Linked DNA regions of Homo sapiens: all the other regions are linked to region 1. Evidence: chromatin contacts called from ENCODE Hi-C or POLR2A ChIA-PET data. All regions are on one chromosome and are shown on one strand. The core of a region is the stretch at or near the end of the contact, and the rest is flanking DNA. Distances in the headings are between cores, read along the strand shown.

The links. A loop is a pair of places that touch in the nucleus more often than their neighbours do. ChIA-PET counts read pairs that join two places held with the same protein, here RNA polymerase II (POLR2A). Pooled maps may share reads with other maps.
Region 2: a loop to region 1 is called in a map of CD8-positive, alpha-beta T cell, with 9 times the contacts of the local background. The contact joins the promoter of ZNF600 here to the promoter of ZNF83 in region 1. A Hi-C loop is called at or near these places in 2 of 168 maps with a recorded cell type or tissue (CD8-positive, alpha-beta T cell and naive thymus-derived CD4-positive, alpha-beta T cell), 6 of 37 single-sample maps with no recorded cell type and 14 of 50 pooled maps. POLR2A ChIA-PET finds 5 or more read pairs at or near these places in 3 of 52 experiments (IMR-90, activated CD8-positive, alpha-beta memory T cell and naive thymus-derived CD4-positive, alpha-beta T cell).
Region 3: a map with no recorded cell type shows a loop between it and region 1 (17-fold over the local background). The contact joins the promoter of ZNF28 here to the promoter of ZNF83 in region 1. A Hi-C loop is called at or near these places in 1 of 37 single-sample maps with no recorded cell type and 8 of 50 pooled maps. POLR2A ChIA-PET finds 5 or more read pairs at or near these places in 1 of 52 experiments (endothelial cell of umbilical vein).
Region 4: a loop to region 1 is called in a map of naive thymus-derived CD4-positive, alpha-beta T cell, with 17 times the contacts of the local background. The contact joins the promoter of ZNF468 here to the promoter of ZNF83 in region 1. A Hi-C loop is called at or near these places in 1 of 168 maps with a recorded cell type or tissue (naive thymus-derived CD4-positive, alpha-beta T cell), 1 of 37 single-sample maps with no recorded cell type and 9 of 50 pooled maps. POLR2A ChIA-PET finds 5 or more read pairs at or near these places in 1 of 52 experiments (activated CD4-positive, alpha-beta T cell).

Annotation. Positions count from the first base shown.
Region 1 is chr19:52,636,494-52,640,545 of GRCh38, forward strand. ZNF83 (zinc finger protein 83) reads right to left here and starts at 1,862. Exons shown (of 3, transcript NM_018300.4): 1 at 1,819-1,862. It also overlaps the pseudogene LOC124904757. RefSeq lists enhancers at 790-1,308, 1,309-1,826, 1,580-1,699 and a silencer at 1,910-2,109.
Region 2 is chr19:52,784,391-52,788,076 of GRCh38, forward strand. It overlaps ZNF600 (zinc finger protein 600), which reads right to left and starts at 2,401. Exons shown (of 6, transcript NM_001321866.4): 1 at 2,205-2,401. RefSeq lists enhancers at 1,361-2,219, 2,220-3,077 and a silencer at 2,410-2,559.
Region 3 is chr19:52,820,383-52,824,363 of GRCh38, forward strand. It overlaps ZNF28 (zinc finger protein 28), which reads right to left and starts at 1,251. Exons shown (of 4, transcript NM_006969.5): 1 at 1,204-1,251. It also overlaps a transcript of ZNF600 not described here. RefSeq lists an enhancer at 1,196-1,697.
Region 4 is chr19:52,855,673-52,859,552 of GRCh38, forward strand. ZNF468 (zinc finger protein 468) reads right to left here and starts at 1,947. Exons shown (of 4, transcript NM_001008801.2): 1 at 1,900-1,947. It also overlaps a transcript of ZNF320 not described here. RefSeq lists an enhancer at 1,546-1,625.

The sequences.
Region 1 (4,052 bases), core at 612-3,111:
ATTCATAGAATGTACATGTCTTATAGATAGGATTCTTAAAATTCTCAATCTCATCTGTATAATTTAAGCAGTTTTAAGTTACTAGATTATATACAAAGAAGTCAAATGTCACAACTAATCGTATCCAATGAACTCACCCACTCATCTAAACCCAAAGTCCTCCGCCCCTTTTTTTCTTTTGAGACAGGGTCTTGCTCTGTTGACCAGGCTGGAGTGCAGTGACATGATCTCGGCTCACTGCAGCCTGGACCTCCTGGGTTCAAGTGATCCTTCTGCCTCGGCCTTCAGAGTAGCTGGGATTACAGGTGCACACTATCATGCCCGGTTGTTTTTTTTTTTTTTTGGTAGAGATGGGGGTCTCACTATGTTGCCCAAGCTAGACTCGAACTCCTGTACTCAAGCAATCTTCTTGCCTCAGTCTCCTAAAGTGCTGGGATTACAGGCGTAAGCCACTGCGCCCAGCCCATCTTTCTTCATTACTGTGCTTCCCTCCCTAATTGTGTACATATCTCTCATTCTCCCCTTCTCTCTCTAGCTCTTGTTTTCTTTTCTTTTTACCTGGCATTCTGCTCCTCATTTTGTACCCCTCTCCTCTCCTGCTGTTTATCCCCTTCTTCCCTCTATTCCTTCTCTTCCACCTCTTCTGCTCCATCCTCGCAACTTACCTAACTTCTTGCTGTTCCTTCTCCCCAATCGTTCTATCGTCCTCAATCTTGATATATTTCCGCCTCTTCTCCCATCTCTGTGCATCCTCTGCTCTCCCTGTTAAATTCCGTCTTCCCTGTTATACCCCCTGTCCCCAATATGTGGAACCACAGATCCCCAGGTGTCCTCCCTGCTGTGGTTCTCCCTCTGTTCTCCTTGCCACCAGCACCACTCTGCTCTGTCTGCCCTGGCTCCAAATCCCTCCTCCTCTCCCTCACTCTGATGAGATTCCCTCTTTGCTGCCCCTCTCCCTACCTTGCTGTCCTTCATCTCTCTGTACATCTAGGTTTCTCTACGTTTCTCCAGTTACTTTTCTCCTCCTGCTTTCTTTTTTTTTCTTTTCACTTTTGCTGTCTCTTGACAAATCCATCACCCACCCTCTACTTTGCCCTCTGTTATGGGTCTTTCTCATTCTTTTCTCTGTCTCAGCTTTTCTACTGCTCTGTCTCCCAATGCCTTTGGCCGACACAATCACAGGAGGGTTTGGATAAGACGCCTGCATCCCGGAGGAGCTCGTTTTCCGGGGGCTGGAGCTGGGCAGGCAAGAACACCCCGTGTCACAGGACAGGCCCCGGGTACCTCCCCAACGCGGGTTCAGGGGAAGAGGTGACTGTGGAGGAGAGACCTGTGGAGCAGCAGGGCCCGCCACGAGGAGGGAGGTGGGGGGGAGACGGCGCCTTAAGACAAGGTTGGGGTCTGCAGGATTCCAGGACCAGGCAAAGTACGCGGCCTCCCTGGGACTGGGGCCCTGGCGCTGCGCTCCAGTGGCCTACGAAGGCGAGGGTGGGAGGCGCCCAGGGCGGGAATCCAGCTCTCGGGTGAGGACTTTAAAAAGCGAGGGGCGGGAGGAGTCAGAAAACAGTTTTGAGCAGGAAAACTACGCGACAGGAAGTGTATACATCGCCCTACAGCAGAAAGACCGGGGACAGCCCAGCCTCAGGGCGACTTTAAACCCAAAAGGAAGCGATATCCGGACTCTCATGGGGACGTCTCAATTTGTCCTGGGTGAAGGAAGAAGGGAGAGAATTTCCAGGTCTGTGGGGACCCCACGTCTCAGGTACAGCAGCGCCGGGGACCTGGTAAGCGCAGACTTAATAGAAGAGCGAAACTCACCGCCACGGTGTAACTTTCACTCCACATAATCCGCTTCCGGGTTTGCGCGCATGTGCGCGCGCAGTACAGAAGCCAGGTCTGGGCGGGGCCCGCGAGGTGGGCGGGGCCTGGATGAGGTAGGGGCGGGGTGGGAAGCCGAGAGACTTTCCCCTTTAGAACCAGCAGTGGGCGGGGCCAGGGCGGGACCTGTGAGTCTCTCAGCATCGTTCCCAGCGCAGAGGCATTTTTCGGGTTTTGGAGGCGAGACCGGCCAGGAAGGCTGAGGCATGATTCAAAAGCCCTGGAATTATCTGGAACGGGGATGCAAACTAGAATGTGAAATGCAAAGCCCTGCCTGGGCGGAAGGTACAATTTCATGCTGATAGCCCACAGAACCGAATAGAAATCCTCTCCCTTTCTATTCTCCATTCACTTGGGAGAGAGTCCACGCTGTGCTCAGCTTTAGAGACTCAGGCCACTGCCTGAGATGCAGGATGGAGTGCTCAGGCCAAGGATGGGTGAGGTCACCACCTGCGGCTTAAACACAGCTGGGATATGGGCGCGGGAGTGGGAGCCTGAGGTCCCAGCTATTCAGGAAGCAGCGGCGGGAGGATCGCCGAGCCTGGGAGTTCAGGCCAGCCTGGGCGACAAAGTAACACCCCCTCCCGCAGGGCTCCCTTCCTCGTCTCTCTCTCTCTTTTCTTTTTTATAATAAAATTTTTGATGATGTTACATAGGGATCCAACATTATTCTTTTCCACGTGGATATCCAGTTAGTTGTCCCAGCGTATTTGTGTAAGAGATCTATCAGTTTCTTTTTTTGTTTCTTGAGATGGAGTTTTGCTCTAGTTGACCAGGCTGGAGTGCAATGGCGCGATCTCTGTCTCCCAGGTTCAATCGATTCTCATGCCTCTATCTCCCAAGTAGCTGGGATCACAGGGATGTGCCACCATGCCCTGCTAATTTTGTATTTTTAGTAGAGATGGGATTTCTCCATGTTGGTCAGGTTGGTCTCAAATTTCCGACCTCAAGTAATCCGCCCGCCTCGGCCTCCCAAAGTGCTGGGATTACAGGTGTGAGCCACCGCGCCCGGCTTATTTTCTTTTATATATTTAGTTTTTTCTATTTTTTTTTTTTTTTTTTTTTGAGGCAGAGTTTTCTTTTTTGGCCAGGCTGGAATGCGGTGGCGAGATCTGGGCTCACTGCAGCCTCTGCCTCCTGGGTTGAACCGATTTTCCTGTCTCAGCCTCCGGAGTAGTTGACATTACAGACGCGCACAACCATGCCCGGCTAATTTTTGTATTTTCGATACAAACGAGGTTTCACTATATTGGCTAGGCTGGTCTCGAACTTCTGACTTCAAGTGATCTGACTGCCTCAGCCTCTGAAAGTGCTGGGATTATAGTCATAAGCCACACTTCCTGGCCCAAAAAATATTCATTTCTTTACTCTTTAAATTTTGAGAAAATATAATGGAAAACAAAAAAAATCTTCCCCCCAATGAGAAATCATCTTCACGATGATAATAGTGAAAGAAATAAAAACCACATTATTAATAAGTAAGCCTTAAACCAGAATGTGATGGGAAATTGAGGCAAACAGCTAAGAGGTTGAAAAGAGACAAGGAAACTTCACTGTTCTATACAACCCATTGAGTACATGTTTTCAAGATAAACACTAATCAGTCCTCAGGGAAGAGGACTTGACAACACTCTTGGTCACACATAGTTCATCCTGGCTCTATTTGGTAATGGAGGTGACCATCTGTGTCAGCTAATTAGCTTCATCCAGAGGGAGGGGGAAAACCCTAACCCATGTCTTTTTGACGAGTGTGAGTTTTACAACATAGCGACGCGTGCCCTCTCTGGTCAGGCGCCTACAATCCGACAGAAACTGACGTCAGCAGTAAATAATAAAATTTAGAATGTAAGATTAAGTACTGAGTTTATGTGAACACAAAGCTTGAAGAAAGCCACCTGGAAACACCAACTCCAAATAAATGAGATCGGCGTTCCAAAGTAGAGACGTTAAGGTTTCACACACAGGGAAAGACAGAGAATCTTTAGCAGAATCATGACAGCTTTCATTCAAGCCCAGTGCATAGGTTGCAGCAACTTGATTGGTTATGGATTGATACAATTCGAGGAAGGTCACTTTATCACTCCATAAGAAGTAACAATGATCCCATGAGGTCTTATCTCTGGGGCTGCTTAGTCTTCCTAATTATTAACAGGAAAACTCTTTTTTGTTTTTCT
Region 2 (3,686 bases), core at 1,151-3,650, 150 kb after region 1:
GCCAGACCCTGTCTCAAAATATAAACTAATTAATAAATTAAAAGTATTATGTAATAAGAGAAAGTGATTTTTTTTCCCCCACATCACTGTCCCACTTCCTACCCCACCCTGGGAAAAGGGAAGAGACTGACTCACAACTGAATAACTGGGATTCCAAGTAGAAGCTAACCTCTGATACCAAAATTTATAGAATGTACATGTCTCATAGACAGGAGTTTTAAAATTCTAAATCTCATCTGTATAATTTAAACAAGGTATTAGATGATATACACAGAAGTCAACATGTCACAACTAATCATATCCAATGAACTCACCCACTTATCTGTACCCAAAGTCCCCCACCCTTTTTTTCTTTTGAGACAGGGTCTTGCTCTTTTGACCAGGCTGGAGTACAGTGGCATGATCTCTGCTCACAGCAGCCTGGAGCTCCTGGGCTCAAGTGATCCTCCTGCTTCGGCCTAGAGAAGCTGAAACTGCAGGTGCACACTATCACACCCGGTTAAATTTTTTTTTTCCTTTTTTGACAGAGATGGGGGGAGCCTCACTATTTTGCCCAGGCTGGTCTTGAACTCCTAGACTCAAGCAATCCCTTTGCCTCAGTCTCCTAAAGTGCTGAGATTACAGGCATGAGCCACTGCGCCCAGCCCCTCTTTCTTCATTACTGTGCTTCCCTCCCTAATTCTGTGCATATCTCTCATTCTCCCCTTCTCTCTCTAGCTCTTGTTTTCTTTTCTTTTTCCCTGGGATTGTGCTCCTCATTTTGTACCCCTCTCCTCTCCTGCTGTTTATCCCCTTCTTCCCTCTATTACTTCTCTTCCACCTCTTCTGCTCCATTCTCACAGCTTATTTAACCTCTTTTTTTTTTTTCCTTTTTGAGATGGAGTTTCACTCTTGTTGTGCAGGCTGGAGTGCACCGGTGCGATCTTGGCTCTCACCGCAACCTCTGCCTCCCAGGTTCAAAGGTTTCTCCTGCCTCAGCCTCCCTAGTAGCTGGGATTACAGGCATGTGCAACCGCTCCCAGCTAATTTTATATTTTTAATAGAGACGGGGTTTCTCCCTGTTGATCAGGCTGGTCTCGAACTCCGGACCTCAGGTGATCCACCCGCCTCAGCCTCCCAAAATGCTGGGATTACAGGCATGACCCACAGCGCCCGGTCCTTATTTAACCTCTTGTTGTTCTTTCTCCCCAATCTTTCAATCTTCCTCAATGTCTATATATTACAGCCTCTTCTCTTATCTCTCCGTCTCCTCTGCTCTCCCTATTAAATTCTCTCTTCCCTGTTATACCCCTCTGTCCCCACTCTCCAGCACCTCAGATCCCCAGGTGTCCTCCCTGCTGTGGTTCTCCATCTGTTCTTGCCACCAGCACCACTCTGCTCTGTCTGCCCTGGCTCCAAATCCCTCCTCCTCTCCCTCACTCTGGTGAGCCTCCCTCTTTGCTGCCCCTCTCCCTACCTTGCTGTCCTTCATCTTTCTGTACATCTAGCTTTTCTCTACATTTCTCCAGTTGCTTTTCTCCTCCTGCTTTCTTAGTTTTTTTTCTTTCACTTTTGCTGTCTCTTGGCAAATTCCTAACCCATCCTCTACTTTGCCATCTGTTATGGGCCTTTCTCATTCTTCTTTTCTCTGTCTCTGGTTTTCTACTGCTCTCTCAGTCCCTCTCTCTATCTCCTGATCCCTTTGGCCCAGGCGGGTTTGGAGTAATCACAGGCGGGTTTGGAGTAAGACGCCTGCATCCCGTAGAAGCGCATTTTCCAGGGGGTGGAGCTGGACAGGAAAGAACACCTGGTATCATAGGACAAGCCCCTGCGACCCACCCCAACCCTGGCTCAGGGGAAGCGAAGACTTGGGGAGCAGCAGGGCCCGGCACCAGGAGGGACGTGGTGGGCGACGGCACCCTAAGACAAAGGTGGGACCTGCAGGATCCCAGGACCAGGCAGAGGACGCAGCCTCCCCGGGGCTGGGGCCGGGGCGCCGCGCTCCAGGTGCCAACTGGGGCGAGGCTGGGAGGCGCCCAGGGCTGGAATCCACCTCGCGGGTGAGGACTTTAAAAAGCACGGGGCGGGAATAGTCAGAAAAATGTTTTGAGCAGGAAAAATACGCGATAGGAAGTGTATACATTGCCCTATAGCAGAAAGACCGGGGACGGGACCAGCCTCCGAGCGACTTCAAACCCAAAAGCAAGCAACTTCCAGACTCTTACCGGGACGTCTCAATTTGCTCTGGGTGAAGGGAAGACAGGCGAGAATTTCCAGGTCCGTGGGGATCCCACGTCCCAGGGGCAGAAGCGCCGGGGACCTGGGAAGTGCAGACTTAATCCAAGGCAGAGCAAAACTCACGCGCCGTGGTAGGACCTTCACTCCACGCGATCCGCTTCCGGGTTTGTGCGCGCCCAGGACTGAAGCCAGGCCGGGGCAGGTTGGCTGGACCTGGGCGGGGTAGAGGCGGGGCCCCAGGCGGAGAGACCTTGCCCTTTAGAACCGGCAGAGGGAGGGCCCGGGGCGGGACCTGTGCTTCTCAGCCTCGCACTCAGCGCCTCTGTTTTTCGAGTTTTTGGAGGCGACAGCGGCCAGGAAGGCTGAGGCATGATTCAAAAGCCCTGGAATTATCTGGAACGGGAATGCAAACTAGAATGTGAAATGCAAAGCCCTGCCAGGGCGGAACATACGATTTCATGCTGATGGCCCACAGAACAGAACAGAAATCCTCTCCCTTTCTATTCTCCATTCACTCAGGAGGGAGGGTCCACCCCGTGCTCAGCTTCAAAGTGTTCCCTAGGGCCTCCGCCTGGGATGCGGGACGGAGAGCTCAGGCCAGGGAGGAGTGAGGTCACCACCTGCTGCCTAAACACAGCAGGGATGCGGGCACGAGGCGGAAGCCTGAGGTCCCAGCTACTCAGGAAGCAGCGGCGGGAGAATCCCTGAACCTGGGGGTCCAGGCCATCCTGGGCGACAAAGTAACACCCCCTAACTGCAGGGTCCTCTTCCTGATCTCTCTCTCGCTCTTTTACTTTTTTTTTTTTTTTTTTTTTTTGAGACGGAGTCTCGCTGTGTCGCCCAGGCTGGAGTGCAGTGGCACGATTTTGGCTCACTGCAAGCTCCGCCTCCCGGGTTCACGCCCTTCTCCTGCCTCAGCCTTTCGAGTAACTGGAACTACAGGAGCCCGCCTAACCCAAACAAAAACAAGACCGGGCGCGCTGGCTCACACCTGTAATCTCAGCACTTTGGGAGGCTGAGGCGGGCAGATCATGAGGTCAGGAGATCGAGACCATCCTGGCTAACACAGTGAAACCCCATCTCTACTAAAAAATACAAAAAAATTAGCCAAGCGTGGTGGTGGGTGCCTGTAATCCCAGCTACTAGGGAGGCTGAGACAGGAGAATGGAGTGAACCCGGGAGGCGGAGCGTGCAGTGAGCCAAGATCGTGCCACTGCACTCCAGCCTGGGCGACAGAGCGAGGCTACGTCTCAAAAAAAAAAAAGAAAAAGAAAAAGAAAAAGAAATATCTCCCCTAGTTTGTCTCCTTTTCCAGAATTTACCAGATACCAGTACACAGATACCAGTGCATACATTAATGTATGACTTTCATACATAGATTCTCTGATCTGATCCACAAAGAGCTAAATGTGCATCCAGATGTGGCCCCTGAACAATCCCTGCTGCCCAATATCACTGACACCTTGGGG
Region 3 (3,981 bases), core at 1-2,500, 180 kb after region 1:
CTGGGATTACAGGCGTGAGCCACCGCGCCCGGCCCTTATTTAACCTCTTGTTGGTCCTTCTCCCCAATCTTTAGATCGTCCTCAATCTCCATAGATTTCCACCTCTTCTCCCCTCTCTGCTCTCCCTGTTAAATTCTCTCTTCTCTGTTATAACCCCCTGGACCCAGTCTGGCACCCCAGATCCCCAGGTGTCCTCCCCGCTGTGCTTCTCCCTCTGTTCTCCTTGCCACCAGCACCACTCTGCTCTGTCTGACCCGGCTCCACATCCCTCCTCCTCTCCCTCACTCTGATGAGCCTCCACATTTCTGCCCCTCTCCCTACCTTGCTGTCTGTCCTTCATCTCTCTGTACATCTAGCTTTTCTCTACATTTCTCCAGTTGCTTTTCTCCTCCTGCTTTCTTATCTTTTATCACTTTTGCTGTCTCTTGGCAAATCCCTCACCATCCTCTACTTTGCCATCTGTTATGGGTCTTTCTCATTCTTCTTTTCTCTGTCTCAGGTTTTCTACTGCTCTCTTAGTCCCTCTCTCTGTCTCCTGATCCCTTTGGCCCACACGATCACACGAGGGTTTGGAGTAAGACACCTGCATCTCGGAGAAGCGCATTTTCCCAGAGCTGGAGCTGGGCGGGCAAGAACACCCCGCGTCACAGGACAAGCCCCAGGCACCTCTCCAACGCGGGCTCAGGGGAAGCGGTGACTGCGGAGGGGAGATCTGGGGAGCAGCAGGGCCCAGCAAGAGGAGGAGGGAGGTGGGGAGCGACGACGCCTTCGGACAAGGGTGGGATCCGCAGGATCCCAGGACCACAGAACGCAGCCTTCCCGGGACTGGGGTCGCCGCGCTGTGCTCCAGGAACCCAGGAGGATGAGGCTGGGAGGCGCACAGGGTGGGAATACACCTCTAGGGTGAGGACTTTAAAAAGAGCCGTGCGGAAGGAGTCAAAAAAAGGTTTTGAGCAGGAAAACTACGAGATAGGAAGTGTATACATTGCCCTGTAGCAGAAAGACCCGGGACGGGACCAGCCTCAGGGCGACTTTAAACCTAAAAAGAAGGGGCTTCCGGACTCCCAGTAGAACATCTCCATTTGCTCTGAGTGAACGAAGAAAGGGGAGAACTTCCAGGTCTAGGGGGACCCCACATCCCATGTACAGAAGTGCCGGGGACCTGGGAAGCTCAGACTTAACACCACACAGAGCAAAACTCACCGCCCGCCGCGGCGTCACCGTCATTCCACGGGATCCGCTTCCTGGTCTGCGCGAATCTGCGCGCGCAGGACAGAAACCAGGCCTGGGTGGAGCCAACGAGGAGGCGAGCGGGGCCCGGGTGAGGTGTGGGCGGGGCGCGAAGCGGCGAGACCTTGCCCTTTAGAACCCGCAGAGGGCGGGGCCGGAGCGGGACCTGTGAGTCTCAGCCTCCTCCCAGGCCATGTTCTCAGGCTTTTGAACCCGGGAGATACAGCTTGCATTGGGCCGAGATCGAGCCACTGCACACCAGCCTGGGCAACAGAGCCAGACTCCGTCTCTAAAAAAAAATAAAAAAATAAAAAAATAATAAAAAAAAAATTTGCTTGTGCGAGACAGGGATACAACATTACTCTTTTCCGTGTGGATATCCAGTTAGTTGTCCCAGCACATTTGTAAAAGAGATCTATTACTTTCTCCTTTTTATTTACATTTTTTTCTTTTCTTTTTCCCTTTTTTTTTTTTTTTTTTTTGAGGCTATTTCTCTGTCGCCCTGGCTGGAGTGCAGTGGCGAGATCTTGACTCACTGCAGCCTCTGCCTCCTGGGTTGAAGCGATTCTTCTGCCTCAGCCTCCGGAGTAGCTGGCACTACAGGCACACCCACCATGCCCGGTTAATTTTTGTATTTTGTGTAGAGACAGGATTTCGCCATGTTGGACAGGCTGGTCTCGAACTCCTGACTTCAAGTGATCCGACTGCCTTGGCCTCCCCAAGTGCTGGGATTACAGGCCTGAGCCACTGTGCCTGGCCCAGGAAATACTCTTTACTTTGCTTTTTAAATGTTGAGAAAATACAACTGAAAACTAAAAAATCTTCCCCGAAATGAGAAATCATCTTCATGACAAAACAGGAAGAAATAAGAACTATTCTATTAATGAATAAGCCTTAGACCAGAATGTGTTGGGAAATAGAGGCAAACAGCTAAGAGGTTGAAAAGAGAGAAAGAAACTTCATTGTTCTATGCAACCCGTTAAGTACATGTTTTCAAGATAAACACTAATCAGTCCTCAGGGAAGATTAGTTGACAACAGCCTTGGTCGCACATAGTTCATCCTGGCTGTACTTGGTAATGGAGGTGACTATCTGTGTCAGCTAGTTAGCTTCATGCAGAGAGAGGGGAATTACTTTAACCCACGTCTTTTTGACAAGTGTGAGTTTTACAACATGGAGGCAGGTGCCGTCTCTAGTGAGGCTGCTACAGTCCGACAGAAACTGACGTCAGCAGTAAATAATAAAATTTAGAATACATAATTAACTATAGAGTTTATTGGAACACAAAGCTTGAGGATAGCCACCTGGAAACGTCAACTCCAAATGAAGGGGGCCCGTGTTCCCAAGTAGAGACGTTAAGGTTTCACACACAGGGAAAGACAGAGAAGCTTTACCAGAATCACATTTTCCATTCAAGGCCAGTGCATAGGCTGCAGCAAATTGATTGGTTATGGATTGATACACTTCAAGGAAGGTTACTTTATCACTCCATAAGAAGGGACAATGATGCCAACAGGTTAGTCTTCCTAATTATTTACAGGTAAACTTTTTTTAAAATTTATATTAGGAAACTAAATTTTATTGCACTTTTTGTTTTGTTTTGTTTTGGTTTGGTTTTTGGTACGGAGTCTTGCTCTGTTGCCCAGGCTGGAGTGCAGTGGTGCAATCTTGGCTCACTGTGACCTCCATCTCCCGGGTTCAAGCAGCTCTCCTGCCTCAGCCTCCTGAGTAGCTGGGATTACAGGCACACGCCACCATGCCTGGCTAATGCTTTTGTATTTTCAGTAGACACGGGGTTTCACCATGTTGGCCAGGCTGGTTTCTAATTCCTGACCTCAAGTGATCCACCCACCTTAGCCTCCCAAAGTGCTGAGACTACAGGCGTGCGCCACCGCACCTGGCCAGTAAAACTCTTAGAAGTTGCGCCTGCACACCACTGGACTCAGGTTGCATGACCACGTTCCTCTCAAAGCTCAGAATTATTTAAATGTCCGTAGCTTTAAATTTGAAATATTTGATGTTTGAATTATTTAACTTCCTACTGAGATATAGGTACTATCGCCCTTGTAGTTTGCCTTACAAGGATCGTTCCCAAGACCTTCAGAAATACATCCTTGGGTCATTAAACTGAAAAAAGGCTTAGTTACTTTCTAAAAAATACCACTTCAGGCCAGGCGCGGTGGTTCAAGCCTGTAATCCCAGCGTTTTGGAAGGCCGAGGAGGACAGATGGCCTGAGGTCGGAAGTTGGAGACCGGCCTGACCAATATGGAGAAACCCCATCTCTCCTATAAATACAAAAATTAGCCTGGCCTGTTGGCATGTGCCTCTATTCCCAGCTACTCGGGAGGCTGAGGGAGGTGAATCGCTTGAGCCCAGGAGACACGGAGGTTGTGGTGAGCCAAGATCACGCCATTGCACTCCAGCCCAGGCAACAACAGTGAAACTCCGTCTCAAAAACAAAAAATAAATAATAATAATAATAATAATAATAAATATGGCCGGCGCAGTGGCTCATGCCTGAGTGAGACTCCGTCTCAAAACAAAATAAAACAAAACAAAACAAAAAACAAAAAAAACACATTACCAGTTCCACAGTAGGGTGTCCTCAAAAACAAAGGAAATGCCTCCTCTTTAAGTTTTTCTTACATAGGCATCCAGGTAAATACAAAGATATGTCTACCTGCCGGTTGGCTGACAGTCTAACACAACTTATTACTTTGTTGATTTAAAGCTATCCATGACTGGTCGCG
Region 4 (3,880 bases), core at 697-3,196, 220 kb after region 1:
CTTCCATTCTTCTGCTTTTTTTTTTTTCATTTTTGGGGTACTGCATCCCACTGAAAATTCTAATTACAACTGGGCACTCTCCTCTACCAGAAAAAAAGCCACACCCAGACACCGCCTCTATTTTGCCAATCATTTCAGGGGTCAGGATCACTCAGGTTGAGCTTTTCTGGTCTAGCCCTTCGTCGCAAAGATGCAGGGAGGTTCACTGGGGCTCAGAGCTGGAAACATTTTCACGAAGTTACCCTGAGAAGGTCTGAGATGAGTGAGAAGGTGTGCCTGAATTCTTACATGGGGGCCTGGAAGGGCTAATGGGATGGGTTGGTCTTATCATCCCATTCTTAAAATTAGAGAAGCATTTTTCACATGCCTGGGTTAAAGAAAATTCTTTTGAAAGGTTCTGATGAAATTGACTCCCAACATTGAATTCTTCCTTACAAGAAAATCACACTAACATTTATAAAATGCAGCAGTGTAAACACACAGCTCTTGACCTTGAAAACAGGGAAACAGGGTCAGCTGTAGAACCAAGACATAAGCAAATTATTTCAATCAAGAAATACATGGGTGGACAGCTGAGGTGGTTCACACCTGTAATTCCAGCACTTTGGGAGGTGGAGGTGGGTGGATTACCTGAGGTCAGGAGTTTGAGACCAACCTGGCCAACATGGTGAAACCCTATCTCTACTAGAAATACAAAAATTAGCTGGGCTCCATCCTTGCAACTTATTTAACCTCCTGTTGGTCCTTCTCCCCAATCTTTAGATCGTCCTCAATCTCCATAGATTTCTGCCTCTTCTCCCATCTATGCGCCTCCTCTGCTCTCCCTGTTAAATTCTCTCTTCTCTGTTATAACCCCCTGGACCCAATCTGGCACCCCAGATCCCCAGGTGTCCTCCCCGCTGTGCTTCTCCCTCTGTTCTCCTTGCCACCAGCACCACTCTGCTCTGTCTGACCCGGCTCCACATCCCTCCTCCTCTCCCTCACTCTGATGAGCCTCCACATTTCTGCCCCTCTCCCTACCTTGCTGTCCTTCATCTCTCTGTACATCTAGCTTTTCTCTACATTTCTCCAGTTGCTTTTCTCCTCCTGCTTTCTTATCTTTTATCACTTTTGCTGTCTCTTGGCAAATCCCTCACCCATCCTCTACTTTGCCATCTGTTATGGGTCTTTCTCATTCTTCTTTTCTCTGTCTCAGGTTTTCTACTGCTCTCTCAGTCCCTCTCTCTGTCTCCTGATCCCTTTGGCCCACACGATCACAAGAGGGTTTGGAGTAAGACGCCTGCATCTCGGAGAAGCGCATTTTCCAAGTGCTGGAGCTGGGCGGGCAAGAACACCCCGCGTCACAGGACAAGCCCCAGGCACCTCTCCAACGAGGGCTCAGGGGACGCGGTGACTGCGGAGGGGAGATCTGGGGAGCAGCAGGGCCCAGCAAGAGGAGGAGGGAGGTGGGGAGCGACGACGCCTTCGGACAAGGGTGGGATCCGCAGGATCCCAGGACCACAGAACGCAGCCTTCCCGGGACTGGGGTCGCCGCGCTGTGCTCCAGGAACCCAGGAGAGTAAGGCTGGGAGGCGCACAGGGTGGGAATACACCTCTAGGGTGAGGACTTTAAAAAGAGCCGTGCGGAAGGAGTCAAAAAACGGTTTTGAGCAGGAAAACTACGCGATAGGAAACGTATACATTGCCCTATGGCAGAAAGACCCGGGACGGGACCAGCCTCAGGGCGACTTTAAACCTAAAAAGAAGGGGCTTCCGGACTCCCAGTAGAACATCTCCATTTGCTCTGAGTGAAGGAAGAAAGGCGAGAACTTCCAGGTCTATGGGGACCCCACATCCCATGTACAGAAGTGCCGGGGACCTGGGAAGCTCAGACTTAACACCACACAGAGCAAAACTCACCGCCCGCCGCGGCGTGACCGTCATTCCACGGGATCCACTTCCTGGTCTGCGCGAATCTGCGCGCGCAGGACAGAAACCAGGCCTGGGTGGAGCCAACGAGGAGGCGAGCGGGGCCCGGGTGAGGTGTGGGCGGGGCGCGAAGCGGCGAGACCTTGCCCTTTAGAACCCGCAGAGGGCGGGGCCGGAGCGGGACCTGTGCATCTCTCAGCCTCCTCCCAACCCGTTCTCCGGGTTTTGGCGGCGAGAGCCCCCAGGAAGGCAGACGGATAATTCAAAAGCCCTGGAATAGTCTGGAAGGAGGATGCAAACTAGAATGTAAAATGCAAAGCCCTTTCTGGGCGGAACGTAGGATTTCATGCTGATGGCCCACAGGACAGTATAGAAATCTTCTCCCTTTCTATTCTCCATTCACTCAGGAGGGAGAGTCCACCCAGTGCTCAGCTTCAGAGACATCCCTAGGGCCACAGCCTGGGATGCCAGACGGAGTGCTCAGGCCAGGGAGGAGTGAGGTCACCACCTGCTGCTTAAACACAGCAGGGATGCGGGCGTGGGAGCCTGAGGTCCCAGCTACTCAGGAAGCAGCGGCGGGAGGATCGCTCAGCCTGGGGGTCCAGGACAGCCTGCGCGACAATGTAACATTCCCTCCCGCAGTCTCTCTCTTTTTTAAATTTTTAAAATAAAATTTTTATTAGGCCGGGCACGGTGACTCACGCCTGTAATCCCAGCACTTTGGGAGGCTGAGGCGGGCGGATCACGAGGTCAGGAGATCGCGACCATCCTGGCTTACACGATGAAACCCCGTCTCCACTAAAAATACAAAAATTAGCCGGGCGTGGTGGCGGGCGCCTGTAGTCCCAGCTACTCAGGAGGCTGAGGCAGGAGAATGCGGTGAACATGGGAGGTGGAGCTTGCAGTGGGCCGAGACCGAGCCACTGCACTCCAGCCTGGGCGACAGAGCCAGACTCCCTCTCTAAAAATAAATAAACAAACTAAATTTGCTTGTGTGAGATAGGAATACAACATTACTCTTCTCCATATGGATATCCAGTTAGTTGTCCCAGCACATTTGTAAAAGAGATCTGTTACTTTCTCCTTTTTATTTACATTTTTTCTTTTTCTTCTTCTTCTTCTTTTTTTTTTTTTTTTTGAGACTGAGTATTTCTCTGTCGCCCAGGCTGGAGTACAATGGTGACATCTCGGCTCACTGCAGCCTCTGCCTCCTGGGTTGAAGCGATTCTTCTGCCTCAGCCTCCGGAGTAGCTGGCATTACAGGCACACCCACCATGCCCGGCTAATTTTTGTATTTTGGGTACAGACGGGGTTTCATCATGTTGGACAGGCTGGTCTCGAACTCCTGACTTCAAGTGATCCGCCTGCCTCGGCCTCCCGAAGTTCTGGGATTACAGGCGTGAGCCACTGTGCCTGGCCCAAGAAATACTCTTTACTTCGCTTTTTAAATGTTGAAAAAATACAATTGAAAACTAAAAAATCTTCCCCAAAATGAGAAATCATCTTCATGACAAAACAGGAAGAAATAAAAACCATTTTATTAGTAAATAAGCCTTAGACCAGAATGTGTTGGGAAATACAGGCAAAGAGCTGAGAGGTTGAAAAGAGAGAAACTTCACTGCTCTATACAACCCATTAAGTACATGTTTTCAAGATAAACACTAATCAGTCCTCAGGGAAGAGGACTTGACAAGTCTTTGGTCGCACATAGTTCATCCTGGCTCTACTTGGTAATGGAGGTGACCATCTGTGTCAGCTAACTAGCTTCATGCAGAAGGAGGGGAAATACATTAACCCACGTCTTTTTGACAAGTGTGAGTTTTACGACATGGCGACAGGTGCCCTCTCTAGTGAGGCTCCTACAATCTGACGGAAACTGACGTCAGCAGTAAATAATAAAATTCAGAATACACGATTAATTATAGAGTTTATTGGAACACAAAGTTTGAGGATAGCCATCTGGAAACATCAA